3 separate regions of the Homo sapiens genome follow, and regions 2 and 3 are each linked to region 1. A link is an interaction called in ENCODE POLR2A ChIA-PET data of the cell type or tissue named here. Cell type or tissue: PC-9. All regions are shown on one strand.

Evidence for each region. Peaks named below come from ENCODE experiments on the same cell type or tissue, not always from the same donor. Only the 100,000 strongest peaks of a DNase experiment are listed, where the experiment ranks them.
Region 2: POLR2A ChIA-PET joins it to region 1 with 6 read pairs; 3 of 35 experiments call an interaction of 5 or more read pairs at or near these places.
Region 3: POLR2A ChIA-PET joins it to region 1 with 40 read pairs; 1 of 35 experiments calls an interaction of 5 or more read pairs at or near these places.

What each region holds. Positions count from the first base shown.
Region 1 is chr20:44,149,109-44,154,108 of GRCh38, forward strand. The region is part of intron 2 of JPH2 (junctophilin 2); the gene reads right to left. LOC124904909 (a long non-coding RNA gene) reads left to right here and starts at 2,810. Exons shown (of 2, transcript XR_007067596.1): 1 at 2,810-3,053. RefSeq lists an enhancer at 4,210-5,000. In PC-9, no CTCF peak of the experiment used is centred here; DNase peaks (open chromatin) are centred at 2,733 and 3,113; H3K4me3 peaks cover 306 bases; H3K27ac peaks cover 1,794 bases.
Region 2 is chr20:44,086,995-44,091,994 of GRCh38, forward strand. No RefSeq gene overlaps it. Among named protein-coding and RNA genes, the nearest start is that of JPH2, 98 kb to the right of the region's middle. RefSeq lists an enhancer at 2,995-3,289. In PC-9, no CTCF peak of the experiment used is centred here; no DNase peak of the experiment used is centred here.
Region 3 is chr20:43,489,630-43,494,629 of GRCh38, forward strand. No RefSeq gene overlaps it. Among named protein-coding and RNA genes, the nearest start is that of L3MBTL1, 16 kb to the right of the region's middle. In PC-9, no CTCF peak of the experiment used is centred here; a DNase peak (open chromatin) is centred at 2,662.

The DNA of each region.
Region 1 (5,000 bases):
GAACACAAGAAGGACAATTTGACTAACCATGCCCCAGGCTTCTGGAAGCCCAAGCCCAGCCTCCTGATGGTGCCACCAGGCCCTCCCTTCCCACCCCAGTGGCTCTGCCATGTTTCATGTCTCCACCATCTCCCCAGATCCCTGCATTAGCCTCCTCACTGACGCCCAGCCTACAGCCTAGCCCTTGCCATACTCTCGCTACAAGAGCCATGGTCCAGGTGTGGTCATACACATTTGGGCAGACCGCTCCCAGCTCTCGTGGCTACCCACTCACAAAGCGGGGCAGGGTAGCATATAGCACACATATATGATTTCTCCGCCTGCATAATATTTGTCGTGTGTGTGTATGTGTGCATGTGCATGTGTGTAGCCACACGTTGGTGAGTTTTCCTGCCTGGATGTGAGAGCTTTGGGGTTTAGTGACAGGTGTGCTAGGCCTCCCTCCCCATTTCCCTGCTGCTCCATCCCACTGCCTGTGACCCTGCCCTCTTCTTCCCCACCTCCTTCTGCCCTCTTCCCCCCAACCCCTGCTCCTAAATCAAGTCCTCCAATTTGTTATACAGAGTACTTAAGAACTGGAAGATTTTGTGCAGGGCACAGTGGCTCATGCCTGTAATCCCAGCACTTTGGGAGGCCGAAGCAGTGGGTCACTCGAGGTCAGGAGTTTGAGACCAGTCTGGCCAACATGGCGAAACCCCATCTCTACTAAAAATACAAAAATTAGCTAGGAGTGGCGGCGCATGCCTGTAATTCCAACTACTGGGGAGGCTGAGGCATGAGAATTGTTTGAACCTGGGAGGCAGAGGTTGCAGTGAGCCGAGATCATCCACTGCACTCCAGCCTGGGCGACAGAGGAAAAAAAAAAAAAAAAAAAAAAAAAGAATTGGAAGAGTTCATGCTAACCGGACATTACATGCCCCCTGATGTGATACAATATGAAGTACACAGAACTATTTATTAAGTTTTCATGCCAGAAAAATCTAATCTGAATCCATTTGAGACAGAATTTACAGGAAGTACAGGAAAGAGAGAAACAAGTTAAACAGCACCATAAGGAATCAGCCTGACAAATCCAGAAGATGTCATGTCATAAAAAAAATGAGGAGGATGGTTCTAGACTAAGAGATTTAGGACACAGCTCCCAACCTGAAAATAAAATTTAAAAACAATTCTACTTAAAGTAGCAGCAAAAAGAATAAAACATTTAGAAATAAATTTGGCAAAATAAGTATAAAATTGTACACTGAAAGCTATAAAGCATCACTGAAAAAAGTTAAAGACTTAAATAAATTGAAAGGTGCTCCATGTTCATGGATTGGAAGACTTAAAATTGTTAAAAGGACAATATTCCCCCAGTTGACCTACAGGTTTAACAAAATCCCAGCGGCCTTTTTTTCCCCTGCAGAAATTGACAAGCTGAGGCTAAAATCCATATGGAAATGCAAGGAACTCAAAATATCCAAGATAATCTTGAAAAAGAAGAACAAAATTAGAGGACTCACATTTCCCAACTTCAAAACTTAGTACAAAGCTACAGTAATCAAGACCAGCCTCTGGCATAAGGATGGATGTATATAGATCATTGGAACAGAATTGAGAGTCTAGTCAATAAATAACAACAAAAAGACAAATACAGGCCAGGTGTGGTGGCTCATGCCTGTAATCCCAGCACTTTGGGAGGCCTAGGTGGGTGGATCACTTGAGGCCAGGAGTTCAAGACTAGCCTGGGCAACATAGCAAGACCTCGTCTCTACAAATATATATTTTTTTAATTAGCCAGTTGTAGTGGCATGCACCTGTAGCCCCAGCTACTTGGGAGGCTGAGATGGGAGGATCACTTGAGCCTGGGTGGTGGAGGCTGCAGTGAGCTGACATGACAACACTGCACTCCAGCCTGGGCAACAAAGCAAGACCCTATCTCAAAAACAAAACAAAACAAAAAGATAAAGTAAATATGGAAAAATTGCTAATAATTATTAAATCCAGTTAATGGGTACTTGCGTGTTCATTATATCACTCTCTCTATTTATATATATGTTTCATATTTTCCCATAATAAAAAGTCAAAAAATGGAAATTTTTATAACAAAATGCAAATCTCTAGTTCATCTTGGAAAATCAAGAGTTGGCTGGGCACAGTGGCTCACGCCTGTAATCCCAGCACTGTGGGAGGTTGAAGCGCATGGATCACCTGAGGTCAGGGGTTTGAGACCAGCCTGGCCAAAATGGACAAACCCCTCCTCTACTAAAAATACAAAAATTGGCTGGGCGTGGTGGCACATGCCTGTAATCCCAGCTACTTAGGAAGCTGAGGCAGGAGAATCGCTTGAACCTGGGAGGTGGAGGTTGCAGCGAGCCGAGATCATGCCATTGCACTCCAGTCTGGGCGACAGAGCAAGACTCTGTCTCAAAAAAAAAACAGAAAGAAAAATCAAGAGTTGTGCTAACATTAAATCCATGTTTCTCTGGGGCAGCCATTAGCTAGGAAGGGGCAGCTTCCCCCAAGAGGGCTTGCAGAGACCGGGGAGACCTGGTTCCCATGGTCCCACCACCCTCTAGTGAGTAGGACACAAGCCTGCGGCCTGCCTGGCCCCTGGAACCTTTTAGCTTGTAACGTCAGACTCTCACTCCACCAGGCATTCAAAGCCCGTACTAACCTGGCCCTGGGCTGCCTTCTCGGCCTCATCTCTAATCTTTCCCCACCCATTCCAGCATTCTGGATGACTCATTGCTCCCAAAATACATCACGCACATTCCTACCTTCATGTCTTTGCACATGCTAGTTCCTCTACCTGGAACGACCTTTCTCTCTCTTTTCCACCTGGCAGACTCCCAACCAGAGGTGGCCCCTGCAGGGAGCTTTCCCAGACCTCCTCTGGGACAGCTAGTTGCTCTTTCTGTTGGACCCCATCAATTTCATCTCCTTCCTCCCTCTCCACCACCAACTGTCCAATCCCTGCATGGCTTCGCCCTCAACGTGGGGGTCTCCAGAGGACGCTGCCCACACTGATTCACCACTGGGTGTCCAGCGCCCTGGCACAAGCCTGGCACAGGGTAAGTGCTTCTTAAAGTTTGTGAAGGAAAACCAACCGAAGGTCAGATCGTGGTTAAGAGCATTCTAGAACCAGGTCACCTGGCTTCAACTCCCAGCTCTGCCATGACTCAGCTGTGCAACCTGTTTGAGAAACTTAACCTGTCTGTGCCTCAGTTTTTTCATCTGTAAAATGAGAATAACAGTACCTTCCTCACAGGGTTGTTTTGAGGATTAAGTAAATTAATATATCCCCACTGGGCACGGTAGCTCACATCTGTAATCCCAGCTCTTAGGGAGACTAAGGCAGGAGGATAGCTTGAGCCAAGGAGTTCGAGACCTACCTGGGCAATATAGCAAGACCCTGTTCTCCACAAAAAAGGGGGAAAAAAAGTTAATACATGTAAGGTACTTAAAATCATGCCCGGTTCCCAGAAATAAGGACTAGATGAATGCATATTAAATAAAAATTAAATAAGCAGGCTCAAAGATGGGCAATTACCAAGACCCTCCCTGAGACCTGGTCCAGTGTCAGGCCCTCTTCCCTCTGGTGACCTGTGTCCCCCATGGTGTGGAAATGAGTGTTGGCAGTGCAGAATCACAGCCTGAAGTGACACCAAGTCCATTTTGCTCATTAGTTAAGGAAAAGGCCTCCGTGGGTGCCTACGGCTCTTTCATACCAGTAAATCTCTTGCCAGTTTCTCTTTTAAACAAAAAGAAAACAAACTTTAGGCTCAGTGCCTTTGGGCATCAATAGTTTGATGTGGAACTTGAATAGCATTGTTCTGTTTTCAGAACTTGCTGTGATATTGATTTCGCATTTTCAATAGTGATTAGAAAGTCTTCCTTTTCAATAAATGTACTTACGTATTTTTAAGTAAGTTGATTCAAAGATGAAGATTAAGACAGTAAGTAGAGATGGTGTGTGAAGGTAACAAAAACTGGGACTGGGGCCTGCAGAAGATGAACATTTGGGAAGCACAGTTGTAGGGACTGAGAGAGAAGACAGGGCCTTCCCTTGGGGCAATTTCATTCTTGGGTTAGTACAGAATGACACAGGATTGATAATAACAGCTTACACCTCCTTGCATGCTTTCCAAGCACCGGCCCTTTACATGAGCTACTTCTTTTACTCTCTGCAGCATTACTTTCAGGGAGGAGGTAATATAATTCCCATTTGATTAAACAGGAAAGTGAGCCCAGAGGGGTGAGGTAACTTGCCTAAGGTCACACAGTTTATAAGAGGCTGAAGCCAGATTCAAACCTAGGTCCATCCAATGCCACTGCCCATGGACTACATAGGTTCCTGCTCACCAGAGAAATTCAGCTCCCAGCAACTCAAAAAACCAACTCTAAGCTATGATCAGCTTCGGAGTTTCCAGAGCCAGCATGGGGAGGAGATGGAGGTGGGGGGCTGAGGGGATAGAAGACAGACAGATGCCACCCTGGTACAAAACCTGAGATGCTCCAAACCTCACACCCTAGGACAACTGAGAACTCAGGGCCATGCCCTGCCTCTGCCACGGGGGCACAACAGCAGGAAGACTAGACAACAGCAATGGCAGCTGATGCTTACAGACTACTTCCTGCTTGTCAGCCCTGTGGCGTGTGTATATACCCTTCGTATAGAGGCTCTGCTTCAACCTTGTGAAAACTCTTTGAGGTGCGTCTTCTAGAAGTTAGAAATTTGAGGTCTGGCGGGAAGAAAAGATATAGCAAGCAAGGGGCTGAGTCTAAGCCTTACTCTTAACACTCACTGTGCTCCTTCCAGAAAACAAGCATTTGTCAGGGTGTTGGCATGACAACCTGAAAACTTTAGGCGCCTCCCCAAACATACCAGCTTCCCTCCACAATCCAGTATCTATGACCTTAAAAGGCATCACAAAAGAGTTCTTAGCTACAAAATCAGAAGACATAAATCTAGTTCCCTCTCGATCGCTTTGTGGCTGTGAGTATATCTGTATCCTTTT
Region 2 (5,000 bases), 62 kb before region 1:
ATCTCTAACTCCTAGGCTCAAGCAATCCACCCGCCTCAGCCTCCCAAATCCCTTGTACTTTTTATTGGTGTGCAATATGATAAAAAGAAGCTTGGTTTATGAAACTGCAGTTCCTAACTGGATGCTACTGTTTAAGGCCCAGTGCCAGAGCCCCTACCCCCTCCTTCTCTCCTTCCCCGAACTCCGTCTTTACACTTTGGCCATGACCACTGTCACCCAATTCACCTAGAGTGAGCGTCCCATTCCGCCTCAGTCAGCCCCCAGGGCCACCTGTGATTGTTCAGGCTGTGCAATGCCATCCTGACTCCAACAATCCCTGGGGGAGAGGTGACGGATATCCTAACTACCCTGCTTCGATTATGATACATGGTATGCATGTACCAAAATATCACATGTACCCCATAAATATTGTATATCAAAGATGGAGAATTACTGTAAAAAACAATGACCGGAGGAAGAGAAGCCTTTTTCCAGTTTACACCCTGGCCGTGTCTGGCTGGCAGCAGATTCTCCACTTCCCACAGCCAGAGCCTTTTAAAAACTGGTTTGGCCCCAATGCCATTGCTGCAGCTGGAACGGGTACAGCTGGCTCATCTAGGATAGAAAGTGCATGGCCAGCTTTGTGTGAAAGGAGAGGAAACTCTCCCCCTGCACGTAGCTGCTGCTGCTGGATTCCAAATTCCTTGTCCTGTCCTCCTATCTTCCCCATATCCTGCCCCAACTTATCCTTGAGGCACTGTTCCACTGCAGCCCTGCCCACTCCCGCCAGAGCCATGGGCACACCAGCCACCACCCTTCCAGGGAATGCAGTGCGGCAGAGCACATAGGCCACATCGCTGGCCGTTCAGCCACCTCACGCAGCCTCAACTTCCTCATTTGTAAAATGGGCGTAATGACAGCAACTAGCTCATTTGGTGGGAAAACATAAGATCATCTAGGTAAAGTCCTGGCACAGTGCCTGGTGCACAAGTCGTCACTGAATATTACCTTTTGGTTGATCTGTGCAGGACAGTTCCCCAGGCGGCCTTGGGCCAACCCATCAACCCAGTTCTCCTTGCCTGCCCCCCACCCCTGCCCACCTCCCCCGCAACTTTTTTTTTGAGACAGAATCTCACTCTGTCACCCAGGCTGGAGTGCGGTTGTGTGATCTTAGCTCACTGTGCAACCTCCACCTCCTGGGTTCAAGCGATTCTCCTGCCTCAGCTTCCCAAGTAGCTGGGATTACAGATGTGTGCCACCACACCTGGCTAATTTTTGTATTTTTAGTAGAGTTGGGGTTACACCATGTTGGCCAGGCTGGCCACGAACGCCTGACTTCAAGCGATCCACCCGCCTTGGCCTCCTGAAGTGCTGGGATTACAGGCGTGAGCCACAATGCCCAGCTACCCACTTTTTTGCTTAAGGTTCTCAGGACTAACTTGGCGTGTGCTGGGAATGCAATATCCTGAGATACGCAGGAACTGGCTACAACAGCCCAGGCTCTATTCCTCTTTCCCCTACAAACGGGGTATCCTTAGGTGTTTTAGCCCAGCCTATCGTGTTGCCCCTGAAGTATACAACCTGGGCTGGGCTGTCTTTTGGGGTATCTCAGATGTGGTACAATTGGGGCACACACACAGAGACTCCATTCACCCCGGGCAGATTTCCTGAGCCTGGGGGACTGGCTTACAATGAATCCCAGGCTTCTGTTGTCCCTTGCTGCCTGTCTGTAAGTAATAAACCCATTTCATTTCATGTAACTTGTGTACGTGGGTGTTCTATCTCACCAGATTCAGGCAAGCTGCTCACCAGCACACAGAAACTCTGCTCCACAACCTGGGATCTAGTTGAAACTCCGGCACTAGTGCCAATTTGAGAGGGCTCAATGTCTGGGTAAAAATACACTTCTACCCCTGTCCTTCAGTTTCCCCATCTATAAAAGAGATGGTATGCCTGTAATCCCAGCACCTTGGGAGGCCGAGGTGGATGGATCACTTGAGACCAGGAGTTCAGGACCAGCCTGGCCAACATGGCAAAACCTCATCCCTACTAAAAATACAAAAATTAGCCAGGTGTGGTAGTGCATGCCTGTGGTACAGGTAACCCATAAAGTCACTTCCAAACCTCACATTCTATAAAGCTGTGATTCCCAGAGGCTGAGAGCTCACCACCACCTTTTTTGTACTTTCATTTTAAATATTTAAATCTTCAATCCATTTGCGAGTGACTTTAGTGCAAAGTATGAGCCATGGATCTAAGTTTACTTTTTCCCCAAATGGTTGCCCAGTTGTCTCTTTGCTATGTATTAAAGGTTCCATTTCACCTTTTTGAGTGACACTCCTTTAATTAGAAAATTGGGTCCATTTCTGGATTTTAAAAATCTTATTCCATTGATCCATTGATTTTAGTGTAGATTTTTAATACAATGAAGTATTTTTGTGGGTGAAGCAACCTCTAGTTTCTTTCTGAAATATTTTAGATGTATAAACAGTACAGAGAGAATATAACTAGCACCTAGGCAACCTCCACCAATCTTAAACTTCAGTCAGAACTCAACTCCCCACACACAGTTATAGTCAAAGTTCCCATGTGCTTCATTCTGCCAGTTTCCATCCTCCTCTGAAAGTAGCTGCTTCGAGTTTGTTTTTTTAATCATTTCCATTATTTAAACACAAATGTAAATATCCACGATATATAATATTGCTTTATGTGTTTTAGAATTTTATGTAAATTTCTCATACTATAAATATCATTTTCCACTTACAGGTTTTTGAGATATATGTAATGTTGGTATATGTAGCTTCTTATTCTCATGGCTCTAAGAATTAAATGAGATAATCCTTGTATGCAATTAGAAGTGTCTGGAATGTGATAAACAAGGTTAGCTGTCATTATCAATGTCACTAATCATTATTTTTATTATCACCATTCCCACCAAAGGGATCAGAGGTTCACACATGACATTGTTGAGGAGCAGCAAAATGGAGCCACGATTTCTTTTAGGATAACAGGAGCCATTTTCCCTGCTCTGAGGTATGTTTGGATGGAAACATTGGGCTCCTTGTCAGCTGTTCCCTGGTGCTGTGCACAGCTTGCAGGAACGGCTCTGATTTTGTTTAATGACTCTGACAAGAACGCCAGACTTGGCCATGTGACTTGCTCTAGCCAATGAGACAGCAGCAAACATTATGCAAGCAGAAACTTGAAAAGTGCTTGCTCATTGGCCTTGCCCTCTCACTGCTCTTGGTCAGACCCATCACCATGAGAACAAGCCCATGCTAGCCTGTTGGATGATGAGAGACCCTGCAGAGAAAAGGAAGGTGCCCCAGCTGACATCAGAAAGCCCTGTGCCCATCCAGCAGCCAACTTCAGATGTACGAGTGAGTTCCAGCTGAGATAAACCAAACTTGGCGAAATCGCAGAACTGCCCACATGAACCTACCCCAAACTGCCATCCCACAGAGCTGTGAGCTCAATAAATAGTTGTTGTATTAAGTCACAGAGTCTGGGGTGGTTTGTTGTGCTGCATAAGCTAGCTGATACACCTGGTTATCTGACATCTCCAGCAATTACTGACCTGTATTTGCAGACTTAACTCTTGGTTACATGACCAGAAAACAATATTCCACGTGCATGAACCACAATCCACAAGAGACAGGCTCCCTTTCAGAAACATCAAACGATGTTCAACATTTGGCAGGTCTGAAAAGCTCTCATCCATACCATGAGTGTATAAAACATGCCTTGACCCATGATAATCACCAAGGGGCACTTTCTGGGGGTTGGTGCTATCCCCCCCAAATAGCAGACTCTTCCCAAGGGAATCACAGGTGATGTATAGGTGTTTCTAACTGGTCCTAATCCCAAATCCATGTCTGAAACCTCACCTTATACCTACATATTAACTTCATGGGTGCAAACACCACACCTGGTCATACCAGAAACCAGAGTTCCCAAAAAGGGTAAATGTCCTTCTGTACACAGCAAAGGCATGTTGGGCCATGCCTAGAGGAAAAGGAGGCAGAGGCTGCAGAGCTGGAAGCTCAGCTGTTTTGAGGCCCTGGGCTGACAGATCTTTGTCCACAGCCTTGCCAGGAAATGCCCCACAGTCCCACATTTGGAAGTGAACAAGCTGGAAGGGTGATTTTCCAACTGGACACAGCTGGTGACGATCAAGATAGTGACCCTGGATAACTGCCCTCAGACTCTGCAAGGCCAATTCTCACCATAGGTGGAGTTATTTGCCTGCATAAGCGATGGTCAGGCCCTCTCTCCTGCCCCCAGACACAGAGGAGGGACCATGCGCTTCCTGACATTGTGGCTTCAAATGCCACAACCACAAGGGCCATCCACTTAGGGACAACATTGGTGTCTGCCTCAGGAAGTCCCTTCCCACTCCACCTGCCTGGGAACACGCCCTCTGATGTGACAGCTTCTGGACTCATGTTATAAACAAGTCCTTTTTTAAGGGCCTGAAACATTGGAATAGAACCACCACCAACCCTGGAAAAAAAATGCAAATCCAAAATACCAAGTACTATACAAAGGTGCTCTAATTATTCTTGGTTCAAAATGATTCACAAGAGGAAAGGGAACCGACTCCGTATGTACGCGTGTCTATCTGAGAAAGAATAAGAGACGCTTTCTCTATGCGCATGCTTCCCAAAAATTAATGAATGAAATCTCTCATCCTAGTCCTTTACAGATTTATCTAAGGTTTCTTCCTGTGTTTGAATTCCTCTATTAGAAAAAAATTAATCAAAGCAATACATCCCTATGGCTAGAAATTAAATATTTACGGACCTATTATAGAAAGCAGTAATTTGCCACCCCCTCTCTCCACACCAACGCAACTCTCACAGTGTAATTCCTGATGACTACCTAGTATAACTCTAAGTAATATATTTATACCATTCTTTCTTGATTTATCAGCTCTGACATTACTTCTTCCCAAATTCCTCTAAAGGTTTTGAAAGATTACTTTGATTCCACCCCCCCCTTAGAAACATCACACCTTTAAA
Region 3 (5,000 bases), 660 kb before region 1:
AAGAAACTTAGATAGCTAGAAACCCAAATTCATGGGGCTTTGGAATCTGAGAGCTTACCCACAATCCCCAGTTGCTGTGAGAGAGGAATGGACAAAACAAGTCCAGCACGTCACTCATTTCGTCACTCGACGCTCCTGGGAGACCCTAGGAGCTCCACTTTGGTTCCTACTTCTGACACCAAATTGTTCTTTGCTTAATTAATGTTTAATTGGTCTAAAGTTAAATGAAAAACTGTAGACAAATTAAACAGATTAATTAAGCAAAGAACAATTTCTGAATCATTCAGTCCCCCAAACCAGAAAAGGTTCTGTGGCTGGGCGCAGTGGCTCACACGTTTGGGAGGCTGAGATGGGAGGATCACTCGAGCCCAGGAGTTCAAGACCAGCCTGGGCAACATAGCAACATCCCATCTCTTAAAAAAAAAAAAAAAAAAAAAAAAAAAGAAAGAAAGAAAAACAGGATAGGTTCTGAGAGTTTCCAGTGCTGCCGCATGGTCAGAGAGAATTTATGGACAGAAAAAGCAAAGTGAGGTAAAGTAACAGCTGGATTGCGTACAGCTTTGCATTTGCCTTATTTGAACACAGTTTGAACAGTTGGCCATATTTGATTGGCCAAAACTCAGTCATTTGGTATGAGGGTAGGATGTAGTCTGTTTACATACCCAGTTAGGTTATAGTTCACTATGTACAGAGAAACATTTAGGCTGAACTTAAAATATGTAAGGAAGCAGATTTAGGCTAAACTTAATTTTAACAGCTTGCTTATCTATTTCAGTATCTAGAATTCCACAATGCCTTTTTTTTTTTTTTTTTTTTTTTTTTTTTTTTTTTTTTTTTTTTGAGAGTCTCTCGCCCTGTTGCCCAGGCAGGAGTGCAGTGGTGAGATCTCAGCTCACCACAACCTCTGCCTCCTGGGCTCAAGCAATTCTCCTGCTTCAGCTTCCCACGTAGCTGGGATTACAGGTGTGCACCACCACACCTGGCTAATTTTTTTATGTTTAGTAGAGACAGGGTTTCATCATGTTGGCCAGACTGGTCTCAAACTCCTGACCTCAAGTGATCCACCTGCCTCGGCCTCCCAGAGTGCTGGGGTAACAGGCATGAGCCACTGCGCCTGGACCCACAGTGCATTTTTAACGGACCTGAGTTATTATAAAGGGCTTTGCTGTACTGAGCCGTGGCTGTCACACCATCATCTGTTTCTTTGATTCCTCTGTTCCTCATTCATGCATCCTGTACTACACTAGGCAAGACAGATAAAGAGCACAGATCCCCAGGCTTCAGCAGCCTGTGCTTTCAAACAAGGCAATACAGCATCTTCAGTATGAGTGCAGGTTCTGGAGCCAAAGTCTGGTTTTACTACCCACATTTAATCTCACTATTAAATGAAATTTATGGGAAGCCATTATTTTGGACTGAGCTTCTGCAATGGGCCCCAACAGAAAAGATCAAACCAAAATGAAGTTATTGATGCTAAAGTTATTTGTCACCAAACCAAACAACTAAACTGGTTTTCTGATCTTCGGAGAAGTCAGGAGAGAAAGATGACAGCCAAATCCCTAAACTGGCCAGTTTTGGTCTACATAATAAGGAAATTCCCTATGCTTTAGTCTTTATAAGAAAAGTAACCTGAAGGTAACTGATCTGCTTTTTGTATTATGCTATTTCCTTGTTTTTGCTCAAACTATCTTATAAAAACTGATCTGTCATGCCCAATGGAACATGAAATCTTTAGAGGAGACACTGCCCAATTTATGGTTCACTAATAAAAGCCAATTAGATCTTTTTTTTTTTTTTTTTTTTTGAGATGGAGTCTGGCTCTGTCACCCAGGCTGGAATGCAGTGGCGCAATCTCGGCTTGCTGCAAGCTCTGCCTCCGGGGTTCGCGCCATTCTCCTGCCTCAGCCTCCCAAGTAGCTGGGACTACAGGCGCCCGCCACTACGCCCAGCTAATTTTTTATATTTTTAGTAGAGACGGGGTTTCACCGTGTTAGCCAGGATGGTCTCGATCTCCTGACCTCGTGATCCACCCGCCTCGGCCTCCCAAAGTGCTGGGATTACAGGCGTGAGCCACCGTGCCTGGCCTCTTTTTTTTTTTTTTAAGACAGTCTTGCTGTGTCACCCAGGCTGAAGTGCAGTGGCACAATCTTGGCTCACTGCAAGCTTCACCTCCCAGGCTTAAGTGATTCTCCTGACTCGGCCTCCCGAGTAGCTGGGACTACAGGCATATACCACCACCCCTGGCTAATTTTTGTATTTTTAGTAGAGACAGGGTTTCACTATGTTGGCCAGGCTGGTCTCAAACTCCTGTTCTCAAGTGATCTGCCTGCCGTGACCTCCCAAGTGCTAGGATTACAGGCATGAACCACTGCGCCTGGCCACATCTTTAAACTAAATTTGTTGAAATTTTGTTTTTTAATGTCACTAAACTGTAAGAAAGAGAAAACCAGGAGCTGGCCTGTCAGTCACTGCCAGGCCTTGGTGTTCTGTGGAACATACATGTTTTCACAGAATAACAACATTGGACAAGACTGCTGTAAGACCACAATGGAACAAGACAAAAGCAAGTCTATTCCCCAATCATGTCTGAGCACAAACAAAACCAAGAACATGTCTAAACCTCAAAAGGACCAAACATACCCTTAGGCTGGCTGATATGAGTCACAAGCTGTCTTTACCAATTATAGGTATATCTCTACTCTAGATTTCCTGCCTTCTAGCAAAAACATTATTAAGATTCCACGTCATAGTACTCGTACCTTTGCTTCCTGACGACACTCAATCCAGAGCAAAGCTCTGCTTCCCTGAACCCTCTCCAAAATGATCTTACAGAAGCCATATTTGCCATTTTTAATTAATTAATTTATTTATTTATTTATTATTTATGAGACAGAGTTTCACTCTGTGGCGCAGGCTGGAGTACAGTGGCACGATCTCGGCTCACTGCATCCTCTGCCTCCAGGTTCAAGTGATTCGTCTGCCTCAGCCTCCTGAGTAGCTGGGATTACAGGCACCTGCCACCACATCCGGCTAATTTTTGTACTTTTAGTAGAGACAGGGATTCACCATGTTGGCCAGGTTGGTCTCGAACTCCCGACCTCAGGTGATGCCCCCACCTCAGCCTCCCAAAGTTCTGGGATTACAGGTGTGAGCCACCATGCCTGGTCAGTATTTGCCATTTTTAATACCTGTATTTTGCTGGGATATGCCTCACACCAGCTAACCCAGGATGTGCATGTTTCTGGAAGTCCTTGAGAAGAACCTTCGATGTGCTATAATCCTAAGGGTAACTTGCCTGCATTGCTCCCTAGTGGTCTGAGGTTTCAGCTGAGATAGTGAGGGTGGAGAGGGGCGGGTGTGATAGTGATGGAAACACACCCCATGTAGATCAGAGGCAGCAGAAGAGGGCAGGGAGAAAGTTGAGACCTGGCTTTGCTGTATACTACTTTGTAAGGCCCTGACCAAGGCTGGTGATCTCTCTGAACCTTGTAGTTCTTCCTCTAAAATGGAGCTTCCTTCTTCAGGGGACTGGTAAGAATTAAAAGCACAAAGTACATAAAAAGCTTTGTAGAACTGGACTCTTTTTCCTGGATCCTGGTACCAAGGCAGGATCATGACTTTCCCAGGACCCTTAGCAAAATGTCCTATTTAACTTTTTTTTAAAATGTAAACCGATTTTTAGGTAGGGTGTGCTGTCTCATGCCTATAATCCAAGCATTTTGGGAGGCCAAGGCGGGAGGCTCACTTGAGGTCAGGAGTTCAAGACTAGCCTGGGCAATATGGCGAGATCCTGTCTATAAAAAATGAAAAAATCAGCCAAGTGTGGTGATATGTGCCTGTAGTCCCAGCTACTCAAGAGGCTGAGGTGGGAGGATCGCTTGAGTCTGGATGTTTGAGGCTGCAGTGAGCCATGGTTGTGCCTATGGGCTCCAGCCTAGGTGACAGAGTGAGATCCTTTCTCAAGAAAACAAACAAACAGATAAAAAACACACACACACACAGCTGCTACTCTGGTTGAAGTAGGGGAATTACTTGGAATTCTCCCTCCAGGGACCACCACCCCCTTACATGCATCCTTTTTTTCTTTTATGTCCCTGGGGACATAGCCCAAAAGTTCCTGGTTTATACATTGTGCTATTCAAAATGCTGCAGTCTCCCACAAATGAAATCTAATTCCGTACACGTCATTAGGTCTCATAGATCCAATCCTGTTATGTAAAAGTTGAGGGAGTTACACAGTCCTTTTATGAAACAAGAATTTGTCAAATCAAATGTTGCTTCAGTCTTTGCAGTGGCCCTGGCTGCCACGAGATTCACCCTGCAGTACAAAGTGCTCCAGAAAACCACTTACATGAGCTGAGCCTCCTGAGCTGCCACGAGCTTCTGGGGCACACACTTCAGAAACATCCTCATGTGCTTTGCACTCACCCCCTGCTTCTGTTGTTTTGGTGATTGCTGCACATACATTCCAAAAAGAATCACTTACATGTGTTACAGGAAAGGGGTCCTGATCCAGACCCCCAAGAGAGGGTTCTTGGATCTCATGCAAGAAAGAATTCAGGGCGAGTCCACAGAGTAAAGTAAAAGCAAGTTTATTAAGAAAGTAAAGGAATAAAAGAATGACTACTCCAGGCCGGGTGCGGTGGCTCACGCCTATAATCCCAGCACTTTGGGAGGCTGAGGCGGGCGGATCACCTGAAGTCAGGAGTTCGAGACCAGCCTGGCCAACATGACAAAACCCTGTCTCAACTAAAAGTACAAAAATTAGCCGGGCGTGGTGGTGGGCATCTGTAATCCCAGCTACTCGGGAGGCTGAGGCAGGAGAATCATTCGAACCCGGCAGGCAGAGGTTGCAGTGAGCTGAGATTGCGCCACTGCACCCCAGCCTGGGCAACAGAGCAAGATTGTCTCAAAAAAAAAAAACAACAACAACAACAAAAAACTGACCCTACTAAGGGCTGCTGCTTGCCCATTTTTATGGTTATTTCTTGATGATATGC